Regions from separate parts of the Homo sapiens genome. Here all the other regions are linked to region 2. Evidence: chromatin contacts called from ENCODE Hi-C or POLR2A ChIA-PET data. All regions are on one chromosome and are shown on one strand. Each heading gives the region's core, a stretch centred on a gene start or an enhancer-like site at or near the end of the contact. The rest is flanking DNA. Distances are from core to core; before and after follow the strand shown.

Evidence for each region. A loop is a pair of places that touch in the nucleus more often than their neighbours do. ChIA-PET counts read pairs that join two places held with the same protein, here RNA polymerase II (POLR2A). Pooled maps may share reads with other maps.
Region 1: a loop to region 2 is called in a map of naive thymus-derived CD4-positive, alpha-beta T cell, with 12 times the contacts of the local background. The contact joins the promoter of OGG1 here to the promoter of RAF1 in region 2. A Hi-C loop is called at or near these places in 1 of 168 maps with a recorded cell type or tissue (naive thymus-derived CD4-positive, alpha-beta T cell) and 5 of 50 pooled maps.
Region 3: a loop to region 2 is called in a map of naive thymus-derived CD4-positive, alpha-beta T cell, with 12 times the contacts of the local background. The contact joins the promoter of BRPF1 here to the promoter of RAF1 in region 2. A Hi-C loop is called at or near these places in 2 of 168 maps with a recorded cell type or tissue (both naive thymus-derived CD4-positive, alpha-beta T cell) and 8 of 50 pooled maps. POLR2A ChIA-PET finds 5 or more read pairs at or near these places in 1 of 52 experiments (CD8-positive, alpha-beta memory T cell).
Region 4: a loop to region 2 is called in a map of CD8-positive, alpha-beta T cell, with 22 times the contacts of the local background. The contact joins the promoter of SEC13 here to the promoter of RAF1 in region 2. A Hi-C loop is called at or near these places in 2 of 168 maps with a recorded cell type or tissue (CD8-positive, alpha-beta T cell and naive thymus-derived CD4-positive, alpha-beta T cell) and 7 of 50 pooled maps.
Region 5: a map of naive thymus-derived CD4-positive, alpha-beta T cell shows a loop between it and region 2 (12-fold over the local background). The contact joins the promoter of BRK1 here to the promoter of RAF1 in region 2. A Hi-C loop is called at or near these places in 1 of 168 maps with a recorded cell type or tissue (naive thymus-derived CD4-positive, alpha-beta T cell) and 4 of 50 pooled maps. POLR2A ChIA-PET finds 5 or more read pairs at or near these places in 1 of 52 experiments (Caco-2).
Region 6: a map of CD8-positive, alpha-beta T cell shows a loop between it and region 2 (10-fold over the local background). The contact joins the promoter of RBSN here to the promoter of RAF1 in region 2. A Hi-C loop is called at or near these places in 4 of 168 maps with a recorded cell type or tissue (B cell, CD4-positive, alpha-beta T cell, CD8-positive, alpha-beta T cell and 1 more) and 11 of 50 pooled maps. POLR2A ChIA-PET finds 5 or more read pairs at or near these places in 1 of 52 experiments (T-cell).

The regions. Positions count from the first base shown.
Region 1 is chr3:9,747,800-9,751,822 of GRCh38, reverse strand. OGG1 (8-oxoguanine DNA glycosylase) reads right to left here and starts at 1,871. Exons shown (of 7, transcript NM_002542.6): 1 at 1,400-1,871; 2 at 631-878; 3 at 1-53. The coding sequence starts at 1,536. It overlaps BRPF1 (bromodomain and PHD finger containing 1), which reads right to left. Exons shown (of 14, transcript NM_001003694.2): 14 at 3,808-4,023. RefSeq lists enhancers at 2,098-2,217, 2,248-2,297.
Region 2 is chr3:12,662,770-12,666,850 of GRCh38, reverse strand. RAF1 (Raf-1 proto-oncogene, serine/threonine kinase) reads left to right here and starts at 2,734. Exons shown (of 17, transcript NM_002880.4): 1 at 2,734-3,038. RefSeq lists enhancers at 2,359-2,428, 2,469-2,818, 2,430-3,041, 3,042-3,652 and a silencer at 3,009-3,228.
Region 3 is chr3:9,730,021-9,734,376 of GRCh38, reverse strand. It overlaps BRPF1 (bromodomain and PHD finger containing 1), which reads right to left and starts at 2,642. Exons shown (of 14, transcript NM_001003694.2): 1 at 2,239-2,642; 2 at 1-246. The coding sequence starts at 236. RefSeq lists enhancers at 1,527-2,086, 2,647-3,206 and silencers at 2,164-2,293, 2,304-2,353, 2,824-3,183.
Region 4 is chr3:10,317,867-10,322,414 of GRCh38, reverse strand. SEC13 (SEC13 homolog, nuclear pore and COPII component) reads left to right here and starts at 1,303. Exons shown (of 9, transcript NM_183352.3): 1 at 1,303-1,365; 2 at 4,321-4,365. The coding sequence starts at 1,363. RefSeq lists a silencer at 1,068-1,147 and enhancers at 995-1,590, 1,338-1,637.
Region 5 is chr3:10,113,466-10,117,591 of GRCh38, reverse strand. BRK1 (BRICK1 subunit of SCAR/WAVE actin nucleating complex) reads right to left here and starts at 1,917. Exons shown (of 3, transcript NM_018462.5): 1 at 1,773-1,917. The coding sequence starts at 1,890. RefSeq lists enhancers at 1,320-1,369, 1,820-2,109.
Region 6 is chr3:15,097,414-15,101,388 of GRCh38, reverse strand. It overlaps RBSN (rabenosyn, RAB effector), which reads left to right and starts at 2,241. Exons shown (of 14, transcript NM_022340.4): 1 at 2,241-2,354; 2 at 3,115-3,270. RefSeq lists enhancers at 2,154-2,283, 2,172-3,036 and a silencer at 3,374-3,453.

The DNA of each region.
Region 1 (4,023 bases), core at 622-3,121, 2.9 Mb after region 2:
ACAGATAAAAGAGAAAAGGCATTCGATGGGGTCTTGTCGCAGCAGTCGCACACCTGGAGACCAGAAATGCAGGGGGTAGGAGAGGTACCTGCTGTTGGGTGTGGCCTCTTCCCACCCACAGGTCAGATCCTAGGTACCAAAACTCCAGGAGGATCCCAGGAGAATGAGAGTCAGCACCGTTAGAGAAAGCAACACCAGACCTCTCATTCCTCATAGCATCTTGTGAGGGCTGAGTTACCATCCCATTCCACAGATAAAGAGGCCACAATGTAAGCTCCATGAGGACTGGCATTTGGGTCTGTTTTGTTCACTGGTGTATCCCCGGTCACACAGCAGATGCTTTGTATATATTTACAGAATGAATGAAATCACTTGCCCTAGGTCACACAACCAGGAATGGGCTCAAAATCCTTGTCACTTCACTATGGTGATTAGCAGGATAATAATAATGGTAATAATACTTACTATGTGCCTGGCATTATTCTAAGCACTTTACATGTATTAGTTCCTTAAATCCTCATAAAAGCCTATGAAGTAGATATAATCCCCATTTTACAGGTGGCAAAACTGAGTCATAGAGAAGTGACTTATGTCCAAGAACCCTAACCCCAGCCCAGGTCCTGTACTCACCTTGGAATTTCTGAGCCACCTCTTGGAAGTGGGAGTCCACGGAACCCCAGTGGTGATACAGTTGAGCCAGGGTAACATCTAGCTGGAAGTACTTGCGCACGGCCTCCAGCTCGTCTGGTGTGGGCCTGCTAGCCTGGCTCTTGTCTCCTCGGTACACAGTGCAGTGGAGCTGCTCCTCAGTCTGAGTCAGTGTCCATACTTGATCCGCTAGTACACCACTCCAGTGTGCAGGACTTTGCTCCCTCCACCTGAGCCCAAGGCACATGACAACCCTGGCACTCAATTTCCTTTCTTGCACCCTTTGGGGTCCCTCCTATCCTACAATAGCTCCATGTACGAAACTAATACAAGTAACAGTGCTATCTTCCAGTCTGAGCAACATGGCGAAACCTCACCTCTACAAAAAATACAAAAATTTAACCGGGCATGGCGCACACCTGTAGTCCCAGCTACTCGGGAGGCTGCGCCCGGGGGGTCGAGGCTGGAATGGGCCTCTCTGCATTCCTACCTGGGCAACAGAGCGAGACCCTGTCTCAAAAAAAGAAAAACAAGTGCTATTATCTTCTGCATCGGTTATACCGCTGGATCCTTACAATTATCACTGTACAGACATATTAAAGGTAACAGGTTGGCTACCCGTGCTTGTTTCCTCTTTTGTACCCCGGGTTTCTTCCATCATCCCCCAAATTCCTTTGTACCCCATGCCAGGCAGTGTTGAGGCGGCAGGAGCCAGTCCGAGGGGACAGGCTTCTCAGGCTCAGTCACTCACCGGAAAGATTGTCCAGAAGGCAGAACCAGGTCCAGGCGCAGCTCAGAGCGAGGGCACGGGATGGAGGCCCACAGGGCAGGAGTGGAGGCTAGAGTACGATGCCCCATGCGCCTGGGCAGAAGCGCGCGGGCAGGCATTTCCACAGCAGGCACCGCCCCGTAGTAGCCCCGCCTACCCAGAACCAGGCCTCGTCGACGCCCAAAGACCCCGCCCAGACAAGGACCACGACCCTTAAGGCCTCGCCCACACGGTGCTGTTTAACAACCTTCCCTGTTTCACTTAATTCCTCCACCTCCTGCATGCCTCGCCCTTTGCGGGTCATCAAAGCCCCGCTTCGTGCCCCAATTCTCCGGCTTTCCTGAGGTGTAGGTCCCGCCCCCTCCTTGCGACTTATCTTCTCCCGCCCCCAGAGCCTGTGGGCGCGCACAGCTGTGTTCTTCTGGGTTCTCCAGGGGCAGACCACAGCACCACCGGAAGTAGGGCTCAACCACCGCTCATTTCACCTAGAGGTAGCCAATCCGAGGAGGAGGTAGGAGGCGCCAATGAGAAATCAGGGTGGGCGGGCCGTTCTGAGGCGCTCGCGCGGTTGGCCGGCACTGGGCTCTCTGCCAGCTGCTCGCCTTTCCCCCTCCGGGATTGTCTGCACTCGGGGCGCTAACGAGTTCCATCTGGGCGCCCCGCGGTTCCTCAGGGCTGTCCGTCTTCAGAGCCACGTCCTTCCCCAGCCCGTTCTCCGAGAGCCGTTCTCCCCCGAGCCTTTGCAGTCTTAGGCGTTCGCCCTCCTTGGGCCGCCTCCCACGAACCCTGTCTTCACCAAGAACCGGAGCGAACACAGCTCCGGCCCCAGAGCCCTCGGGAAGTGTCTCCAGAGTATTATTCTCTTCTGCGCCCGCCCGCTAAGCTTGTCCCATTCAAGGCCTTTAGGCGTCCTCTGAGACCTCAGGACATCAGAGGCCTCTCCTCGGATTGTCGTCCCGCCGGCCGCCACAGCTGCTGCCTGCCGTCTTGGGCATTTCTTCCATACTCCATCTGCTCATGCTTTCCTCGGAATGGGACGTTTGCCGGGGGTTTGTCTGGGGCTGGGCCCAGAAGCCCATCAGGTTGAGTCCAAGTCCCAGTGTGTGGCCCTGAGGCAGCCTGCCTTCTAGTCGCCTGGAGTAGGAGGATGGATTATTTAATTTCTTCCCTTCTGGAGGATGGCATGAAAAAGCAGGGAGCTAGGAGACATGACCTTTATCTGGGCCATTCTCACCTTTTAGCATAGGGATTTGGGGTTGCTGTATCTTAACTATCAGGCTGCAAGTTTTTTTTCTTTGAGACGGAGTCTCACTCTGTCGCCTAGGCTGGAGTGTGATGGCGCGATCTCGGCTCACTGCAAGCTCCGCCTCCCGGGTTCAAGCGATTCTCCTGCCTCAGCCTCCCGAGTAGCTGGGACTACAGGTGCGCGCCACCACGCCCAGCTAATTTTTGTATTTTTAGTAGAGATGGGGTTTCACCATGTTGGCTAGCATGGTCTCGATCTCTTGACCTCGTGATCCAGCCGCCTCGGCCTCTTAAAGTGTTGGGATTACAGGCGTGAGCCACCGCACCCCGCCCAGACTGCAAATTCTTGAAGAGCAACATCTGCAGCGGATTGACCCTTGTGTCCCAGCCAGAGACCTAGCGGAGTGTACCGTCAGCATGGAATCAACATCAGACCAGTGCCATCATTGTCTCAGTGCCAGTCCTCAGTGGCTGCAAGGCCTGGGCCGCCCCTTCTTCCTGTGACTGTTCCTATCTGTAGGCATGCCATCCCACAGGCGCCTAGCACTTGGAAGGCATTCCTTCAATAAATGTCGGTGGAGTCTGGAAAGAAGGTGCTGAGGTTGGGGGTGAGCAAAGAGCAACCGTCTCCATCCCAGCTCTGTCTCCGGTTAAGCAGTGGGGAAGGTCTCAGCTGTATTGATGCTGAAACACTTGGGCCATGCCACTGGCAAAGGACTTGAGGCCTCTAAGGGCCAAGTAGGAATCGATAGTTGACTCTTCCCCTGGCAGTTCAGCATACTGGTTGAAGAGCCAGGTTTGCAAACAGACCTGGGTTCCAATTCTAGCTCTGCACCTTCCTAGTTGTAGGAACTTAGGCAAGATAATTTTTTGAAACTTCAGCATCTTTGTGGAGATAACCAGTCTATTATTAAACTACCCTATAGTTATTGCAAGGATTACGCAAAGCTGAATGTCTAAAGGTGCTCAACACAGGGCCTGCCACTCACTCCATGCATGGGCAACAGGGGCTCTCTTTGCTGTGTCTTATGAAATGTAGCATGCACAGCAGTCAGCAACCACTTGGGCCCAATTATGTATCATCCCTGGGGCACAGAACCTCCCTTTGTATCCCCTTTGCCCTGGCAGGGGGCAAGAACAAAGAATTCTAAATTGACAGTTTATTTTCTAAGAATCAATATATTTTCTTCCTTTGAAATAAATACAAACCAGTTTGAAAGGTGGGGGAATCTATGGGAAAGAGAAGGGAAATGGGGACAGCCCCCAGTCTTTTTTTTTTTTTTTTTTAGTACCAAATGACTCTGGCGCGACCCGGAAACGCAGTTACAAATGAGAATAATTTAAATTCTCCGATAATTACA
Region 2 (4,081 bases), core at 1,485-3,984:
CCGCGCCCGGCTTTTTTAAAAATTTTTTTATTTTTTTTATTTTTAGTAGAGACCGGGTTTCACCGTGTTAGCCAGGAGGGTCTCTATTTCTTGACCTTGTGATCTGCCTGCCTCGGCCTCCCAAAGGGCTGGGATTACAAGCGTGAGCGACCGCGCCTGGCCAGTCTTTCTCCTACATTTATTTTTACGTTGGTCCACATACTCCTGTCATTCTCACTTTGCTTCACTTTTCCTTTCTTCTTCTTTTTTAAGAGACGGGGGCTTGCTATGTTGTCCAGGCTGGAGTGCAGTGAGGCAATCATAGCTTATGCCATCCCCAACTCCAAGTGATCCTCCAGCCTCAGCCTCCTCCCTAGCTGGATTACAGGAGCATGTCACCATGCACACTAATTTTCTTTTCTTTTTTTTTTTTGGTAGAGATGGGGTCTCATGTTGCTCAGGCTGGTCTTCAACATCTGGGCTGAAGTGACCCCCCTTCCTTGGCCTCTCAAAGTGCTGGGATTAGAGGCTTTGGCCACCACATCCAACCTGAATTTTATTATTTATATTTTCTTTTAATCTCCCATTACTAGATGGCAGGGATTTTGATTACTGTTAATTTTCCAATATCCAAAATAATGTGTGGTACCTAATAGGCTCTCAATATCGAAAAGTAATAGTGCACATGGCATTCTGTAGTATTAGGTAGGTATCTTGTGTTCCTGTGTTTGCGTAAATAAGATCATACATTATGTTCTGCTTTTTTAACTTAATGGCTTTTTTTTTCCTTTTTTTGCGACAGAGTCTGGCTCTGTCACCTAGGCTGGAGTGCAGTGGCGCTATCTCGGCTCACTGCAACCTCTGCCTACTGGGTTCAAGTGATTCTCCTGCCTCAGCCTCCTGAGTAGCTGGGATTACAGACGCGCACCACCACACCTGGCCAATTTTTTTTTTTTTTTTTTTAGGCGGAGTCTCACTCTGTTGTCCAGGCTGGAGTGCAGTGGCGCGATCTCAGCTCACTGCAAGCTCCGCCTCCCGGGTTCATGCCATTCTCCTGCCTCAGCCTCCTGAGTAGCTGGGACTACAGGGGCCCGCCACCACACCCGGCTAATCTTTTGTATTTTTAGTAGAGACGGGGTTTTACTGTGTTAGCCAGGATGGTCTCGATCTCCTGACTTCGTGATCTGCCCGCCTCGGCCTCCCAAAGTGCTGGGATTACATGTGTGAGCCACCGCACCCGGCCTATTTGTTTTGTATTTTTTAGCAGAGACAGGTTTCACCATGTTGGCCAGGCTGGTCTCAAACTCATGACCTCAAGTGATCTGCCCGCCTCGGCCTCCCAAAGTGCTGGGATTACAGGCGTGAGCCACCACGCCCAGCCATGTCTTTTTTTTTTTTTTTTTTGAGACAAGAGTTTCGCTCTTGTTGCCCAGGCTGGAGTGCAATGACGCGATTTCGGCTCACCGCAATCTCCGCCTCCTGGGTACAAGCAATTCTCCTGCCTTAGCCTCCCGAGTAGATGGGATGACAGGCATGCACCACCATGCCCAGCTAATTTGGTATTTTTATTTTTTTATATTTATTTATTTTTTCGAGACGGAGTCTCGCTCTGTCGCCCAGGCTGGAGTGTAATGGTGCGATCTGGGCTCACTGCAACCTCTGCCTCCCGGGTTCAAGCGATTCTCCTGTCTCAGCCTCCTGAGTAGCTGGGATTACAGGCGCCCGCCACCACGCCCGGCTAATTTTTGTATTTTTAGTAGAGACGGGGTTTCTCCATGTTGGTCAGGCTGGTCTCGAACTCCCGACCTCAGGTGATCCGCCTGCCTCGGCCTTCCAAAGTGCTGGGATTACAGGAGTAATCCCAAAAAAAGCGCCGGGCCCTTTTTTTGTTGTTTTTTAAATTCAGTAACTATCTAGTTCATTCTTGGATGGATGACAACCCAGATTGGATGTGTAGCAGCGTTCTCTTAACCAGTTTCCTATTAATCTTCATTTCATCCCCAGTGTTTCTCCAGAATGCAAATAATATGGCATTAAATATCTTCACACATAGCTTTTTGTGTATGTGTATACTTATTTCTCTAGAATTAGTGTCTAGAAGTGAAACTGCCGGGAGGAAGGATATATACTTTTAACATGTCCAAGTTCCACTGTGATAGCGCTGCGAGGGCACACAACAGGTTTCAATATACCTTGGACCAAACCGGATATTATCAGTTTTTTTAACTTGTTGCTAATGTGATGGGGGAAAAATGAACTCGGAATTTACACACAAGGAAAAGACCGTTTAAGGTTCAGGGACTGTCCACATAGCTGTCAAGTGGCGGAGCCGTGATTTGGTATTAAAGTGCCCGGAGAGGACGCGTCAAAGTTGGACACTGTGCCCTGTGTCCTGAGGCACGTCTGGTGATCGCTGGGCCTTGCAATGCTGGGCAGGCAGGCCTTCCTCTCCCCTTCTAGGCCTCTGGCCACTCCTGGCTGGCCGAAAGCCGGTTCTTCTCGATTACCGAGTGCCTCTCCTGAAAGCAAGTCAGCGTCGCCTAACCTCTTCAGCTTCGAAATGGCGGCCACCAGATCGCTAGGCCACGCCCCGGGGGCGGGGCCTGAGTTCAGGCCAGAGCGATGGATGCCCGAGCCAAGTTAGAAGTCGACTGCCAGTAGGGCTCGCGCAGAATCGGAGAGCCGGTGGCGTCGCAGGTCGGGAGGACGAGCACCGAGTCGAGGGCTCGCTCGTCTGGGCCGCCCGAGAGTCTTAATCGCGGGCGCTTGGGCCGCCATCTTAGATGGCGGGAGTAAGAGGAAAACGATTGTGAGGCGGGAACGGCTTTCTGCTGCCTTTTTTGGGCCCCGAAAAGGGTCAGCTGGCCGGGCTTTGGGGCGCGTGCCCTGAGGCGCGGAGCGCGTTTGCTACGATGCGGGGGCTGCTCGGGGCTCCGTCCCCTGGGCTGGGGACGCGCCGAATGTGACCGCCTCCCGCTCCCTCACCCGCCGCGGGGAGGAGGAGCGGGCGAGAAGCTGCCGCCGAACGACAGGACGTTGGGGCGGCCTGGCTCCCTCAGGTAGGTGGCAGGACCGGGTCGTGGATGCCGGGGGAGCCGGGCGGCGGGGCTGAGGGATCGGCTTCCAGGGCGACCGGGCCTGGGTGGCGCTGATGGAGCGGCCCCGCGGCTGCCGGGCAGAGGGCTTGGGCCAGGCCGTTGTCACCCTGGGGTAGCGTTGGGCGGGGGCCCCGGAGTCCGGTGTCATGGCCGGCGAGCCGAGTTCCCACATCCCACTCAAATTTCCTTGTGTTTGGCGGAAACGTGCCAACGCCACCCTTATGCCATGCGCATTCCTCATATTTGGCAGTGGGAAAATCCGCCCAGAGCTGCCCCATATCTGTTGTCACTTGGATGGGCCAATTCCTTTTCTCTTGGGCCGCCGAATGTGGGACCCGGGCTTGCACCCTTTCTCAGGGTACTTCAGTCAAGTGACACCCTTTTAGAGACGACGTGAGGAATCGGGTAAGAGAGGAGGAAACTGGCCAGTGCCCTACCACAAAGGCACAGGGGCCTCTTCTTGGGTATCAGGACTAGCCTTGGGTATCAGGACTCTGGGTTATTAATGAAAGGTTTGGGATACTTATAGAGGATTGGCCTCAGGACGCTTTGGAATGAAGAGCCAGGGCTGTCTTTTGTGTGACGCGAGAGCCGCCGGGACGCTTCAGCTCTGCAGCTGCTGAGGCTCTGCGAGCGAGTCGATGCCCAAGAGAGAGGGGTTTGGACGTCGTGAGAGGCGAGGCGGCCGTGTTCATTCATTGTTCTCGTTCTAGGGCTCTGGGTGTGCCCCTGGTATTCATTCTGTGGTGGGAAGAAGGAATGGAACTTAGTGTATCCTTGAGATGTGAACGGGTTCTAGGGGGTCACTTAATCTAAGTGGAAAATGAATTCAAGGCACGTTCATTGAGCGTTTCTGCTTGCCTGGTCCTCTGTGGGCTGAGTGGAGAGACTCTGCCCTCCCTGCGCTCCTAAGGCGTGAAAACAATGCAGTGTGATAAGAATTGGCTTATCAAGTGTTATGGGGATTTAGAACAGTTAGTTTTGCTTGGGGAGGAGTTGAGGAA
Region 3 (4,356 bases), core at 1,393-3,892, 2.9 Mb after region 2:
GAGGGGCTGGGTGACTGCTTGTTGGCTGGGCGTGACTGGCGCCCCTTTTTCTTGTGCTTGCGGAGTGGAGTTTGTTGTGGGGGTGGTGGGTTGTCGTGGTCATAGTGGTACAGGTGGTACTCAATACCACTGTAACTCTTGTAGACCTTTCGGCAGGTCTCCACCGGGCACTCGTATGGTGGCTTAGTCGCCCGCAAGTTGTGGCAGAAAGTCTTCACATCAAAGTCCACCCCCATGCTGTCACATCTAGAATACACAGATCAGTTAACATAAGGCTGGGGATGAGTTCCTGGCCATTTGCACCAGAGACCCCAGTCTTTCTAGCCCTCCCCCTCACTTGGAGTCACCAGATTCTGGCCAGCCTACCTCTACAGTGTCTCCAAATGCCATCTCCTCCACCATAGCCCATATCTGGGCCCTCATCACCTCTTGCCTGGTTATCCTGCCCTATGTCTCAACTTCTTTAGCCCAATCTCACATCATGTAGGAGAATGATCTTTCTACCAGGTAGTAATGATCATGACACTCTCTTCATTAAAAGCCTCCTGATGCTCCCAGTTCCTTCAAGATAATATTCCAAATTCTCTATGATGCCATTCAAAGAGCTCCTTTCACTGACTGGCCCTAGTCCTCCTTTCTTTTTACAAGTTACAGCTGTTTTTGTCTACACAGGGGATCTTGCCATTCCCTGAATGTTATAACCTCTCATTCCTGCAAAATGATCCCTATTTGGAATGCCCTCCATACTTTCTGATTGGTGGGCTCCTACTCATTCTTCAAAAAACCAGCTCAAATGTCACTTCTGACACAACTTCTCTGACTCTCCCATGGGGAGCTGTTTCCACAGCATTCCATTCTCACCTCTACCACAGCACTTGACATACTGAAAGTTGTCTCCCCCCTGGACTGGGAGCTGTGTAGCAAGGGTACCAGAGCCTATCCACCTCTGTATCCCCAGTACCTAGCATGCACTGGACATTCAGTTTTTGGCGAACGAATGAATGACCTGTTGAACGAATAGCTGAATGAGGGGATCACCAGACTGAGAGCTCAGATGGGATGAAGGCCATGTAGAAAGCTGAATGGGTGGGTGGCTAATGCTTTAGCGTTGGACTCCTGCAGAAATCACTGGATCACAGAAAGAATTCATTTACTTTTGAGGTCTTTATGGGGAGCCTGGCCCTGGTACTGGGTAGGAGATGTACTGTGAAACAAAGTGAAAACTGAGGTCATTTAGTCAGTGACAGCAGCTTGTATTACATTTGAGCTGTTCACCCACTCACACATCAACTGAGTGACTACCAAGTGCCAGGCCCTAAGGGTACAAACACGAACGCGACAATCTAGGCATGCTCAGCTCCATGCTGGTCCGCAGGGGCCCTCCCTCCCCGCTCCCCAACATTCCTGGGTGAGTGTAGACAGCAGATGGCACCAGGCCTCAGGAAGCCCAGCTTGGTCAGAGACTGCCCCAATTTCTCTCGGCCTAGTTGAGTTCAACCATTCAGCTAGGGGCTTGGCACCATCCCAGCCAGGCAGGGCTATCATGAGCTCCCTGACAAAATAACCCCTCTTGGCCTCTCCACCTGTGCCTTAACCAGGCAAGTGGGCTGCTCCAGCTCCACTGTCAACGGCTCCTGATTTTCACATCAGTAACGCTACACGTCCAACTGCAACTCTTCTATTTCCTACCTGCGGCTGTGTCTTTAAACATAAACCAACCGAAGCACAAACAAGCTCTCCTCTTTCCAAGCTGGGTCCCGGGTGAATGGTTCCCAAAGTAGCACAGCGAATCAGCAATCTCCCCTTGGAACCCGGCAGCAGAGGCACAGGCGAGGGAGACGAGAACTTAGACCAGAAAGCCCGTGGGGAGGGCCCAAGGAGAATGGCGGCTGCATCTGCCCCTGAAGCTCAGGGGGCTGGAGGAAGTAAGGGGCGGGGGCCGGAGGGATAGGGCTGGGCCCCGGCAGTGCCCGCAGCCCACTCTCCGGATGCGGCGGCGTTTCCCCTTTGTGGAAGTGTAACAAGTGAAACAAGGCTCCCCGCCTGCCACTAGCCCGGGCAGCCCCGAAAGATACACTGTTGCCCCAGGATGCCTGCTGGGAAGCAATGCACTGTCAGTTCTCCCAACTGGAGTTGCCAGAGAGGTTCCCGGGCCACGCGGCTCAGTGCGCGTCCCACGAACGTAGCCTACCCCTTCCCTGCCGGCCACTCCCGCCCTGGTCCCAGGCCCGCACTCACCGGCCACCTCGAGTCCGGGCTCATCGCCGGGGGCGCCCGCCGGGGCTCCGACCCCACTTGGGGAGGTCGGCGGGGAAAGTCGGGCCGGGAAGGGGGAGCCCCAACTCCGGAGACCGTAGACCTCGCCACCCCGGCCCCCTGCCGCCCCACGCTTTGGTCCCGGCTCCCCGGGATTCCTGAGCTGACCCCTGCCGCTCCTGGTCCCGCCGGCGCCCTGGGGTCTCAACTCCGTCGGCCGCCGCCCGTTTCGCGAGCCCCCAAGATGCCCGGTCTCGGGACCGGGCGCTGCTGGAACAATGGAGGCTCCCAGAGGCAGCGCGAGGACAGCGGCGGCGGAGACCGTGGCGGCAAAGGCTGTGGCAGCGGCGGCGGCAGCAGCGGCGGCGACGGCGTCTGCGCAGGGTAAACGTGGCGCCGCGGCGCTACTGAGCTGCACTTTCGCCACGGATCCCCGCCCGCCCGCTGAGGCTCGAAAGACCGTGCTCCGGGATTCAGAAAGGACCCTGGACACCCCACAGGGCTTCTCTAGCTCTCCCATCTTAGAGTGGAGTTTCTGGAGACTGAAGTCACCGTACTCGGGATCTGGGGTCGTCGGGCGGTTTGTGGCGAATCTGCAACCACGGACGGTGAGCGCGGGGCTGGGCGTGAGGAGCCCGCCCTTCTCCCCTCCCCCTCTGCCTCCTCCCTATCCGCTCCCTGCCTCCTGCTGGCGCCGCGGCTGCGGGAGGGACCTGGCCTTGGTCTCGGAGGAAGGCGGTGAGGCGGGGCCAGAGTCACGGGGCGGGGCTGGGGGCAGGGCCGGGAGCAAGAGGGATGCGGGCTGGAGCCTAAGGGACCGGTAGTTATGGGTAGGACCGGGGCGGGGCTGGAGACTAGACCGGTCTGTGGGGCGGGGCTTGTGGGAGGGGGCGGGGCTACCGCACAGCGGGGGCCTGTTAGAATAGCGGGGTAAAAAGTGGGGCTAAACAGAAGAAGAGTACTCGCGAGAGAAAGGGCGGAGCTTTGGATGAGCCTGGAAAGTGGAGCTGGACTAGAAATAAAGAACAAAGTTGGAAAAAGCGATGCGACGCTGAAGGGAGCAGGCGGGGCTTGGTAAGGCAGGGGCGGAGCTGTGGGGAAAGGGCAGGACCGATTAGGGATAACGGGGCGTGACTGAAGGAAAGGGAAGAAACTTGGGAAAAGTAAAGGAGAGGTGCTAGAGAAAAGGTATGGGTCTGAGAGAAGGGGCTGGTTTGGGGCCGGTGGGTGTGAAAGGGCTTGTCTGGTAAAGCGGTGGGAAATCTGTGGGTTGGCAGGGATGTGCTGCGGGTTGCTGATTGGAACATGGTGCCAAAACAGCTGATTTAATGTGAGTGGGTCACCTCCTAGCAATGTGAACGTGGGCAAGTTCAGTTCTTTAAGTTCCTTATTTGTAAAACAGAGCTCGAAAACTCTGTTGTTAGTTCTTGAGGGTTTCAGAGAACTTGCATGGCAGGGGGAGACATCCTTAAACAATACTTCTCCAGTTTTGTCATCAAAGAGGAGCGTGAAAGGTCTTCCAGGGTTCTGGGACAAAGCCCAAAGCATCTGAAAGCTTCTATCTTCTTAATGCAAACTTTGCATTTGACCCAATAAAATGTATGTTTTCTAAAAACCATCCCAATAAAATCGACATGCCAGGAAGAGGTTTGCTGATTAAGATCTTGGGATCTGAAGTCAAACTGATGAATTATCTTAAATGACTCATCTTCTCAGAGCCTCAGTTTCCTTATGGGTAAAGTGGGAATAATATATAGTACCTGTTCTCAGAGTTGTTGTGAGAATTAAATGAGATGATGCTTGTAAATCACCTAGCACACGGTTTGACATGTAGTGAATGTTCAAAGAAAATATTAGCTGTTATTATCCTTATTAAAATAATTCAGAATAGATGGATCAAAGCAGAGTTATACTAAGTTATCTCCTTTAGTGGTCAGGAATTCGTTTGAGAATCTGCTGAGAACTATGGGTCGTGTGTAGGATTCGGATTTTATGGAAAAAAGAAAAAAAACAACTATGGGCCTCTCTCCTGAGGAAAAACATACAAAGTTTCACTTATTAAGGTCTTTGAAGAATGTATGAAGAAGTGATTGGATGAAC
Region 4 (4,548 bases), core at 54-2,553, 2.3 Mb after region 2:
CCTCCAAAGCTCCTTGACAGTTTGGGTCTATCACATTCTCTGAGCCTTAACATCTTCCTTCAAGCAGTGACCATCTCCAGCTAGGGTCCTTACTCCCAGTTTCAGCAGAGGAAACTGAAGGACTGTGACTTGCCCAAGGGGAGCCAAGGCCTCCCCCAGCTCATCTGCCTCCTTAATGTCACAAGGGGCCCAGGGCTAGACCATATGTGGCTGAGGCGGGGAGCCCAGGCTCTGTCCTCCAGTGTGGCATTCTCACTGCGCTTGTGGGGAGCCTTCAGCTGCCCTACCTTGTGAAGCCAGAGACCTGGGGTTGGGGACCCTGAGGATTAGGTCTGGGGCTCTAGCTGCAGGAGCCTGGCTGAGATCCTTCATTGCCTAGGGGGGTCTCCTTGATGGGACTTACTCAGGACCCCAGGGGATCGGTTTGGAAGGGGCAGTCCTATATAGGGGTTAGGGATGGCAGGGCCAGAGGTCCCAGCCTCTGGCGAGGGGCATTCCCTGGCCTCCTCTGCCCTGGTCCCAGTCCTTGGGTACTGAGAGGGAGACTACAACAAGGAAGCACTAGGACAGTCTACTTACTCCTAAGATGTCACTCATCCTACAACATTCATCATAAGACCAGTCGCACCCAGAGCCGTAGTGAGGCGGGTGAAGCTGCAGATAGATAGATGATAGATAGATAGATAGATAGATAGATAGATAGATAGATAGATAGATAGATTTTTTTCTTTTTTACAAGAGTGTCTCTCTGTTGCCCAGGCTGGAGTGCAATGGTGCAGTCACGGCTCACTGTAACCTCCACCTCCCGGGTTCCAGCGATTCTCCTGCCTCAGCCTGTAGCTGGGACTACAGGCGCGCGCCACTATGCCCGGCTAATTTTTGTATTTTTGGTAGAGACGGGGTTTCACCATGTTGGCCAGGCTGGTCTCGAACTCCTGACCTCAGGTGATCCACCCCCCAGCTCAGCCTCCCAAAGTTCTGGGATTACAGGCATGAGCCACCGCGCCCGGCCGATAGTTATATTAATCCTTTCTTTCATTTATGGATCTCAGGAAAAGGGCAGACTTGGTCGGGAGAGTAGACCCACCAGAGCTTCAGATTCCAAAGCCCTCCGGGTCAGGGTAACTGCGGCAACCAGAGCCCCAGCCCTCTGGTCTCGCACGTCACTGGAGGATAGGGGCTGGGCCACGGGAGGGCGGGGCGCGCCCTCTGGAAGGCGCGGAACTGCTGTGCGAGCCGAGCGCGTTGCTGCCCGGAGGCTCCTACGCCACGGCCCGTCGGGCCCGGCGCCGGAAGTGAGCTGTTCCGAGGCGCCGCCGGGAGCTGCCACGTCCGAGACCTGGAGCAGCCACCGCCGCAATCATGGTGAGTGTTGGTACTGAGGAGGCCTAGCAGGGTGAAGGCCACGGTCGCGGCCTTCACGGGTTCCTCGGCCGTCCTGAGTCCCAAATCCCAAGCTGGAGCCGTTCAGCTCCCCTCCACCGCTTAGAGATTTGGGGGGCTCTGGCCCCGTCCTTGCGGACCATTCCGAGGGGAGTCCAGAGGTGAGGCCGAGGAACCTCCCTGACTTTGCGGGGCGCGCCGCTCCTGCGTCTCCTGCCAGTCTCCCTTCCTTCTTTTCGGTCAACAATTGAAAACAAAACGAGGAACAGCAGAGGAGCTACTGTATACCGAGCCCTCAGCATTGTTCGTAATCTCCGCCTGCTAACAGCCTTGTGAAGAAGGTGCTATTCTTCTCAACACTTTACAGATGAGGACACTTGAGGTTCGGAGACGTGGAGCCTCTTGCACAGCTGCTTAAGTGGTAGTAGAGCCGAGATTTGAACCCTCCTAACCATTCCTTTCTGCCGCCTACTGCAGCTCCCAGCAGAGATGATTGAACTGTTGCTCGGGGTAGGGCCCCCAGGTAGGATGGGCACCTCGGGAAACGTAAAGATGGCCTGAACGACCCTCCGAAGGCAGGGGCTCAGGGTTTTTTAAGTCTCTGTGGCATCTGCAGTGTACATTCACTCCACACTTACTCCTTGAGTGAATGAATGACTGAAGGAGAACTAAAGAATGGAAGTATCTGGGCTGAGCCTGGAATATCTAGTACATGCATTCTTTTAGAAACATGGGTGTGTCTCAGCAGCAGGTTTGAGGGAACCTGCAGGAACCTAGAAATCAGAACACTGTGTTCTTGTTCTGCAGAGGGTTAGGTGTAAATCACTCACCTCTGGCTCTTCCACTGCAGGTTAGAGTTGAGGCTTTTATGCTCTGACATTCAGCTCATCCTAAATGAATTTTTAACTCATTATCTGATCTCAAAGAGGTGAATTATTTTGAGTGCAGGTGTTAACAGGGACCAGATAATACCAGGTCCCTGGGAAGAAGTACTCTAAGAAGTTCTCTCTCTCTCTCTCTCTCTCCCCACCCTCCCTCTCTCCCCACTCCCTCTCCCTCCCCCCTTCCTCTCCCTCTCCCTTTCTCTCTCTCCCCCTCCCTCTCTTCTCTCTCTCTCTCCCCGCTCCCTCTTCCTCCCCCCTTCCTCTCCCTCTCCCTTTCTCTCCCGCCCTTCCTCCTTCCTTCCGTCCTTTTCTCTCCCCCTCCCTCTTTCCTCCCCCCCCCCCCCCCCCGCCTTCTCTCTCTCTCTCTCTCTCTCTCTCTCTCTCTCATTCAGAAGTGTGGTTCATCAACCCTGACTGGTGGGTGAGAGTGGTTAGAATTAAATGCTGATTATTTCTAAGGTCCTTTGGTAACCTGGTTGAAACTACCTCTCAGTAAACTTTCTTCGTGAACCTACTTAACCGCAGCTTTACAGAACTCAGTGTAACAACTGCTTTACATTCTAGACAGGCAGCCTGGTGGAGTGAAGTTTTGTGGACTCAGCATTAGAAGGTTAGGGGATGGGGCTCTTTTCCCAGGTCTGCCTTGAACTAGCTCTGTGACTTTGGCAAGTGCTTTCTCTTCTCTGGGCTTCTTCATTTCCTTAGTCTGTCGCAGGTCTCTGATTGACTGTGCCCTTGGTACCCTGCCCTCCCCGCCTTCCTGTGCACTTTGTAACCTATACAGCTCGGCACATGGAGGAAACTCCTTATTGTCCTTACTTGCCTTTGCAGACTTCGGGGACCTGGTTTTTAGAGAGTCTAGAATCTGATGAGAGAACCTGTGCTTACTTGGTGTGTACCTCTTGAACTGCTTTGCAGCCATCCTCTTCCACTGTCTGCCTTTCTGAAATCACAAGTCAAACTTTATACCTACAGGGCTTGTGCTGGAAAAGATGAAATGGGGAAAATGGTAAGAAATGTCTGTTCCACACTGAAACTTCTTTTAAGTCCTCTTTTCTATCCCAAGAATTTAAGAGAAGAGTGGTTGAGCAAAGAAAAAAAATAACAGCTTTTGTTCATTTACTTATTCATTCAGCAAATAGTCGCTGAGTTCCTTCTATTTGCAAAGCACTGTGCTGGATGATTTGAGGGGATTTGAAACTGCAGATGGCTCAGACCATGGCTCCAAGGAGCTCACCTTCTAGTGGGGAGAAGAAACAGCATAAAGTGTTGTATGTGTTCCTTGCTGAAGATATGCAAGAGAGTCCAGCCATTTGAGGGTCTGAGAATCTTCAAGAAAGGTGATGGATGGCCCTTTTTGAGCTGGACCTCAAAGAATAGATAGGAGGGAGATGACCATGACACCATGTTCCAGCCCTACAAACTGTTCAACTCTGGATCCCACTACGTGACGGACCAGGGAGCAGCCTCAGGAAACACTCGAATCAAGTCTCCCAGTCTGAAGTAATAACCCCGTTATGCATAAACTGCCTGGAACATCAGAGGCTCTGTCATCCAGGAAAGGAACACCAGCTGTAGCTCCCTTGGGGTCTCTCCTCAACCTTAAGGGTAGCCAGGACTGCTTGCCGTTTCCCCACACACATCAGGCTCTCTCAGACCTCTTTGTCTCTACTCGTGTATTCCCTCTGCTTGGCTGCTTGGACTGGTATTTTCCCCTGTGCCACCTGCAAATTCCTACCCATCATCTAGGGCTCAATTCGTGTCTACCACCCCAGCCCCTCAGGCTCCTACAGGACACACAAACCACCATTAAATAATTTATCTTGCGACACTAGCATTATTCGCGAGCTTCTCAAGGGCAAAAAGTTCCTCTTATTTGTGTCTGTATATCCAGTTCCTAGCACAGTGCTTGGCAGAAAGAAGGTACTTAGAATGAATGCTTACTGAATGAATGAATGAATGAGTGAGTGAACAAACAAATGCAGTCAAGAACTTGAGATGGTTGTATTCTAACTGCCATGAGTTAATTTACCAGTGATATCTTTGGTTCTAGGTGTCAGTAATTAACACTGTGGATACCTCCCATGAGGACATGATTGTAAGTATTAATATCACCCTCCCTGGAGGGGTGTGGACATGGGCATTTTTGTGGGAGGGAAGCAATTTGGGGTTTTCATTACCCCTTTCTGTTGATCATTCATGGATCCAGGGTGGCTTTGCAGTGGTTGCCTATCAGCCTGTAATCTCGGGGTATGGCAGGCTCCCTAGCAGTGCCCTCTGA
Region 5 (4,126 bases), core at 668-3,167, 2.5 Mb after region 2:
AAACCTGCCTCTATTTTTAAAAGCACAAAAATCAGCCAGGTGTGGTGGTGCACACCTGTAATCCTAGCTACTCAGGAGGCGGGGGCATGAGAATCATTTGAATCCAGGAGGAAGAGGTTGCAGTGAGCTGAGATCACGCCACTGCACTCCAGCCTGGGCTAGAGTGAGACCCTGTCTCAAAAAAAAAAAAAAAAAAAAGAATTTGTTGAAAAGCCCAAATAAAGTCTTTACTCTCTATCTGATCATAAAATGTGACTCTTACAAATTAGACATAAAAATATCCAAGCTGATATCTCCTTGCCTATAAAGCAAGAAAAGGGACATTTCTCCTTTGCAAATCCTAAGCTTAGGCTTTTCAATTTTCAGTCAGTCGCCTAGGCTGGAGTGCAGTGGCATGAACATGGCTCACTGCCTTCAGGGCTCAAGTGATCCTCCTGTCTCAGCCTCCCGAGTAGCTGGGACAACAGGTGTGCATGACCATGCCCAACTAATTTTTTTGTTGTCGTTGTTTTGTAGAGATAGGATCTGGTCATGTTGCTCAGGCTGGTCTTGAACTCCTGGGCTCAAGCAATCCTCCCACCTTGGCCTCCCAAAGTGCTGGGATTACAGACATAAGCCATTGAACTCAGCCACGATTATAGTCCTAAACACCCTGTATGAAAATACTTTAATACAAAAATGATGCTCTTCTTTGTCCTGAAGTTGTCATTATTTCATCTTCAAGATTAGAACTTCTTTGAATGTAGGAAGTGGTTCTTATTCTGTGTCTCCCACTATGCCTTAAGAGAGGGCCTCATATGGAGCTCTAGCATCTCTCGCTGATGCTTTCTGACAATCTCTTGCTCTGTCACCTTTGTACTCCTAAGGCCATCAGTCCTTTAGTTAGAGAATCATTCATTTAAAAATCTTTCCAAAGTACACTAGTCCCTATATCCTGTAATTACACAAGAAAGTCTAACCAGTGCCAAGTTCTGTTAAACACTTGGAGAAGAAGGGGTAGGAATCTCGATTGCTTTGCTTGCTGTTCATAAGGAAGAATTTAAGGCTGTCACAAGCAGGCCATGCCTAGGAAAGATTCTGGTAAAGATATCTTTCTGCTGAAGGCACCCGACCTGTGTTAGCTCTGAGGAATGGGCTAGAAGCAGACAGAACACCTACCATAAGCTATATATACTAGCAATACAGAGAGGACTTCCAAGGTCCTACAAGATCCTGGCATCCCTCTGACCTCATCTCCCACCACTCTCACCGCAGCAGACACAGGAAACAGGAAGGAATGGACAAGACGGGAGTGGTTGACAACGGGTCCAACTAAAAGGCACGACGCTAGAGGGTATCGACCAGATCCTGAAGATGGGGAACGGTCAACAGTCTTGAAACAGAGGAGTGACACGGTCCCGGATGCTCACTTTGAGTGCAAAGTGGGGACCGGAATGGATGCAGAGTACAAAGGAGGCAGGGAGACCACTTAGGAGAAGAACCACGGAGCGAGGATGGGGCTGCCTGACGCGTCTAGGAGAAGGACTTGTAGAATGGATCCAGAGGGATGGCAGGAAGCCATGAGCTCAGCGTAGGGCAGGATAACCCTACAGAGACTGTCTACGGGAGCCTGAGGGTCAGGGCGGGAGGGAGAAGGTGGGACCTGAAGGAGGAAGTGAAAACCCGCAACAGCCGAAGGCTGCGGGAGTCCTCTCAAAGCATCTCCCCGGCGCCCCAGCCCAACCACCTCAGCGGCCTCCCTCCTCCCCGCCTCCCCTTGCTGGCCCGCTGACCGAACGAGTTGAGAAAGTCTGCGATTTTCTTGATGCTGCTGGTGATTATCTCAATGTACTCCCGGTTAGCCCAGTCCTGGTGAATCTCCCGCTGCACCGGATCCTCCTGTCCCGCCATGGCCGCCGCCTGAGGAAGAGCGACTGCGCAGGCGCCCCGACCCTACAGGCCTCTAGTGCGCCTGCGCTGCCAGGCCACACCCATCCTCTTGAGCACCCACGAATTCTCGGGCACTATGATAGGCCTGTGCAACGTCACGTCCTCGCCGGCGTTTGCTCTCTACTCCCACGCTATAGAACACAGAAGCCTGGACGCCGGCGGCGAGGTTGTAGTGCACGCGCGTTATGGTCGTTACACGGCGCGTGGGGTCTTGCCGTCTCCCTCAACTGCTCCAGGCTCAGGTTGCGCACTCAGTGTCCGCAGTGAGATGGGCACAGTCGATTAAATCACATTAAATACAAGTCTTTTTTTTTTTTAGACGGAGTCTAAAAAATAATATGGTCATAAATAGCTGGGCACACTGCAAACTGGAACAGTCCCTTTCAGAAGGAAATTTGTGTTTTTGTGTTGTTTTTTGAGACAAGGTTTTTTCTTGTTTTTTGTTTTTTTGAGACGGAGTCTTGCTCTGTCGCCCAGGCTGGAGTGCAGTGGTGTGATCTCGGCTCACTGCAACCTCCGCCTCCCAGGTTCAAGCTATTCTCCTGCCTCAACCTCCCGAGTAGCTGGAATTACAGGCGCACACCACCACGCCCGGCTAATTTTTTTGTATTTTTAGTTGAGATGGTGTTTCACCATGTTGGCCAGACTGGTCTCGAACTCCTGACTTCAGGCAATCCGCCCGCCTCGGCCTCCCAAAGTGCTGGGATTACAGGTGTGAGCCACCTCGCCCAGCCTGAGACAAGGTCTTACTGTCGCCCAGGCTGGAATGCAATGGCATGATCATGGCTCACTGCAGCCTCGAACTCCTGGGCTTGAACTCCTGGGCTCAAGCTATCCTCCAGCCTCAGCCTCTGGTGTAGTTGGGACTACAGGCTCACGTCACCACGCCTGGCTAATTTGTGTATTTTTTGTAGACACGGGGTTTCACCATGTTGGCCAGGCTGGTCTCGAACTGACAGGTGATCTACCCACCTCGGCCTCCCAAAGTGCTGGGATTATACGCATGAGCCACCATGCCCGGCCTATTATGCAGTCATTTAAATGCTAATTATGAACACAAGCAACATGAAAACACATACAATAAATTGAGGGGAAAAACAAAATACCCTCCCTCCCTCCCTTCCTTCCTTCCTTTTCTTACTTTTTTTTTTTAAGACAGAGTTTCTCTGTTAATGCCCAGACTGGAGTGCAATGGCACGATCTTGGCTCACTGTGACCTCTGCCTCCCGGGTTCAAGTGATTCTCCTGCCTCAGCCTCCCAAGTAGCTGGGATTACAGGTGCCCGCTACCACACCTGGCTATTTTTTGTATTTTTTAGTAGAGACGGGGTTTCAGCATGTTGGTCAGGCTGGTCTCCAACTCCTGACCTCAAGTGATCTGCCCACCTCGGCCTCCCAAAGTGCTGGGATTACAGACATGAGCCACCCTGCCTGGCCCACATTTTTCTTTAATTGCAACTATGGAAAAATGTATGTTTGAGGACAAGAAGGATCTACAAAAAAAGTCACTATCTGCTTTGCTAAGGTAGTGGAATATGAACAACTTTATTCTCATTTCAGGGAATACTTACAATCTGGCATGCAGTAAATGCTCTTTTTTTTGAGACAGTCTTGTTCTGTTGCTCTGGCTGGAGTGCAGTGGCTCGATCTCGGCTCACTGCAACCTCTGCCTCCCGGGTTCAAGCAATTCTGCCTCAGCTTCTCAGGTAGCTGGGACTACAGGCGCACACCACCACACACAGCTAATTTTTTTTTTTTTTTACCAGAGATGGGGTTTCACCATGTTGGTCAGGCTGGTCTCAAACTCCTGACCTCAGATGATCTACCTGCCTCAGCCTCCCAAAGTGTTGGGATTACAGGTGTGAGCCACTGTGCCCGGCCAGTAAATGCTTTTTATTAAAAAGAAAAAATGTGGCTCAGTGGCTGGGTGTGTGGCTCACATCTGTTAATCCCAGCACTTTGGGAGCCTAAGGCGGGCGTATTGCTTGGGGCCAGGAGTTCGAGACCAGCCTGGCCAACACAGTGAAACCCTGTCTCTGCAAAAAATAGAAAAATTAGGCATGGTGGCATGTGCCTGTAATCCCAGCTACTTGGGAGGCTGAAGTGGGAGGATCACCTGAGCCGAGGGAGGTCAAGGCTGTAGTGAGCAGTGATTGCACTCTTGCACTCAAGCCTGGGTGACAGAGTGAGACCCTGTC
Region 6 (3,975 bases), core at 992-3,491, 2.4 Mb before region 2:
ATTAACAGTATCGGCCAGGCGCGGTGGCTCACGCCTGTAATCCGAGCACTTTGGGAGGCCGAGGCGGATGGATCACGAGGTCAGGAGATTGAGACCATCCTGGCTAACACAGTGAAACCCTGTCCCTACTAAAAATACAAAAAATTAGCCGGGCGTGGTGGCGGGTGCCTGTAGTCCCAGCTACTCGGGAGGCTGAGGCAGGAGAATGGCATAAACCTGGGAGGCGGAGCTTGCAGTGAGCTGAGATCACGCCACTGCACTCCAGCCTGGGGGACAGAGTGAGACTCTGCCTCAAAAAAAAAAAAAAAAAAAAAAGAAAAAAGAAAAAAAAGAAACAATATCAAGAGCAGTGCCCAATCCACTGTGATTTCCAGAATTAACTTACAAGTTGAGGCCACATAGCTATTGCTTTTTTGAGCAAATGAAATGATGAATATGATATTTTTTTCTTTTCTTTTCTTTCTTTTTTTTTTTTTTTTTTGAGGTGGAGTTTCACTTTGTTGCCCAGGCTGGAGTGCAGTGGGACAATCTTGGCTCCCTGCAAACTCTGCCTCCTGGGTTCAAGCAATTCTTCTGCCTCAACCTCCTGAGTAGCTGGGATTACAGGCGAGCGACACCACACTCGACTAATGTTTTATATGTTTGGTAGAGACAGAGTTTCACCATGTTGGCCAGGCTGGTCTTGAACTCCTGACCTCAAGTTATCTGCCCACCTCGGCCTCCCAAAGTGCTGGGATTACAGGCGTGAGCCACCGCGCCCGACCAAATATGTTTTTTGTAAATGATAAAATGACAAGCAAAAATCATGATGGTTTAATAAACGTTCATTGCCCTACCCAAAACATAGTCCTGCCTGTAAGTGTGGCTCGTTTTGGGACCTCGGTGGCTTCAGACTTTCAAAAGGGTGGTTTTACTCCCAAAGTCCTGGCTTTTGGGACCTAAGGCAGAAGCTAGTGATGGAGACGGGGAGCTTGGCATGTTGCTTTGCTTCTGACAGGTTAGGAAGCCTCTTCCTTGTCTCCATCAGTAAACAAAGGGAAGTCATTATTCGCTCCTGCAGATGTTGTAACGTTAAAAAAAAATTGGCCATCAGATTGAGAGAAAAGGCTAAGTCACTGGAGCCAATTTCTTTTGTACAGATGAGAGAACTCAGGCGAAGAAAGGGGAAAGGACCTGCTCAAAGCCACAAAGTAACGTACAGCCAGGGCTAGAACCCAGATCTCTAGACCCCTAGTTCACTGCCCTTTCACTGGTGATTGCTTTCCAAAAACTCAATGCTCTCCAAGTCCGGAGCCCCATGTCCTTAAATGGAAGGTGATGGAGGCTCAGTGCTCCTGTCCAGAGACCAGGTGGGGAAGACTTTTTGGAGGCAGGGAAAGTGAGATGGGCAAAGCCAATATGCAGGACACCCTCCTACCTACCTACCTACCGTGCAATTACCTCAATCTTCACAACACTGTGAAGCGGAGACTATCATTATCATCCCCATTTTACTTCTGTAAAAGGGGGCCAGTAACACTGCAGGGATGTAAACGGAGGCCCAGGATCGTCCCATCGTCCCATCGTTCTCTGCAGCTCTTGCTCCTAGAGGCTGGCTATTGCTAAGGTCCAGAACGTGTGCAGGGCACAAAGCAAATAGGTCTCCGGGACTGGGATGAGGTTTTGCCTCTCTATACCCCGTGGTACCCAGCACAGCGTAGGCACGGGGTAGGTCCTGGCTGATCAATCGTCCTGCCTTTTGAAAATGCCATCTTTTCCACAGGCTTGGCCATGCTGTACACCCCGGGATACACCTTCTCATACCAAGTCTCCACTCTCATGTGGTTCTATTCTTGGACTTTCCATCGCCTCCACGTCCCCTGAATATTTTTTCTGTCTCTAGCTCTCAGGAACTTTGATTCCTTGGCTGCCTTATTCTTTGTGCACTTTGGTCAAGAGCCAAAGATCTACTGGTCTCAGCTTTCCCACCTGTACAAGGCGGTGCAGAGCCATTGGCTGGCTTTGACGCGCTATTAGTTCGAATTCGGGACGTAAGAACCGCACAAAATTACCGAGCCCCACTTTCTCTCCGCTCCCCACCATCCCCTCCCTCGTTCGGAAAGCGCCTGCGCAGAAGCCGCCGGCCCGCCCTCCACTATTCGAATCCGTATCCGCCCTTTTCGCGCCCTCGAAGACTCGGCGCTCGACAGGCGTCTACCAGCTTGTCTTCCGGTTTCGTCGCCGCCGCAGGCGCACCTGCCGAGTTCCGAGCGACCGATGGAGATGGCGGCTGCGGCTGAGTGACGGACGGTGGAGGCCCAGAGCCCGGGCCTGAAGGGGGGGACAAACCTGGGTGCCCGCAGGAGCCCGGCAGGGTACATACAGAGGGTCAGGCCCAGTCTGGGGGGCGGGGACACGACTCCTCCAGAACGGAGACGGGCGGGCCGTGTGTGGTTGTGGTGGGTGTGACGTGAGAGGTGGGAGATGGGGCTTTCAGGCCGTGCGTTTCGCTTGTGTGTGCCTTTGATGATTGGGCTCTGTGTGGTTGTGCGGTTACGCGGGGCGTATACACTTGGGTTTGGTTGTGCAGCTGTGGGTGGAGTGGGTGGGTGCTTGTCTCCCGAGCGGTTGTGTTTGATTCTCTGGTTGTGTAAAGCTGAAGCGTTTGTATTCTGAGTTCGTGTGGAGATGTTCGGAGTGTTTTGTGTGGTGTCTGTGCGATGTGTGACGTTGTCATGTCTGCTTCACGGGATTGAGTCGTTCGTGTTGTGTGTGGTCATGCGATGTGTGTATAATCATGTTAGTTATGTGGGTTGTGGTTGCGATCGTGAGGCCGGGTTGAGTGCGGCTGTGGGATGTGTCGTCGATGCGGCATGTGGCGGGGTGACATTCATGCTGGATGTACGGCTGCAGAACATGTAGCTATATTTATTTTTTTTATTTTTATTTTTTTTACTTTTTACGTGATTTAGAGTGCGAGGGGCTTGCTTATGTGTTCAGTTATGGTTGTGGGGTCCAATTCGGTGGTTGTGTTAGATTTCTTTATGGTGTATGCTTAGTTATATGATTTTGGAGTTCATTCATTTCTTCGTTCATTCATGGAGCTTTATTGTGCTGCTTCATTGTGTGTGCCAGGTACTGTGCTAAACCCTGGGGAGACGGCGAAGTGGAAAACATATAGAGTCTGTGCCCTCCCAGATTTTACAGTCTTACTTGGTCACTTCACGTATGTACCTGCGGTTATAAATTGAGATGAGTGCTGTGAAGGAGAAGTCCATTCTGATGCTCTGAGTAAGAGGCATTTCTTTTGAGGAAGTGAGGTTTGGGTTTGGGCTGAGGCGTGAAGGGTGGTTGTGTGGCATGGATGTGGTGGGCTTTGTGTTATTTGTGGTCGTTAGGGGTGAGTGCATGGGAAGAAAGGGAGCTGTCAGAGTCAGCATCAGATGAACCACTGGCTGGGGAGGGAACAGGCCAGACCTAGGGCTGCTATATTCCAGTGGAAAAGTTATGAAGTCACTGGGTTTCTTAACTAGAGGGAAAAAATAGGGACCTGGTGTCTCATTTGTTTATTTTCTGAGTTGCTGCCACCCTTCAGCTTTGAGGACCAGGCAGTCCCTCCTCGGTGGTCTTCTACAGTCCATCCAAAGCTGAGGGTCACACATCTCCCCTCACTATATACTGTGGCTTGTATCCCCAGGTTCTTGGGGAGAAATTTCTCTGCTTTTGTGGAATGGTTTTGTCTCAATTTCTCTTGTGACTGGGTGTCTTGATGAGGTGACATTGGAAGTGACTTTGCCATGAGCCAGTAAGAAAGAGAATGTAACTTATTAAGCCCTGAAGTGTTTAGGCCCCAAATCAATTTATTTATTTATTTATTTATTTATTTACTTTTTTGAGATGGAGTTTCGCTCTTGTTGCCCAGGCTGGAGTGCAATGGCATGATCTCGGCTCACTGCAACTTCCGCCTCCTGGGTTCAAGCAGTTCTCCTGCCTCAG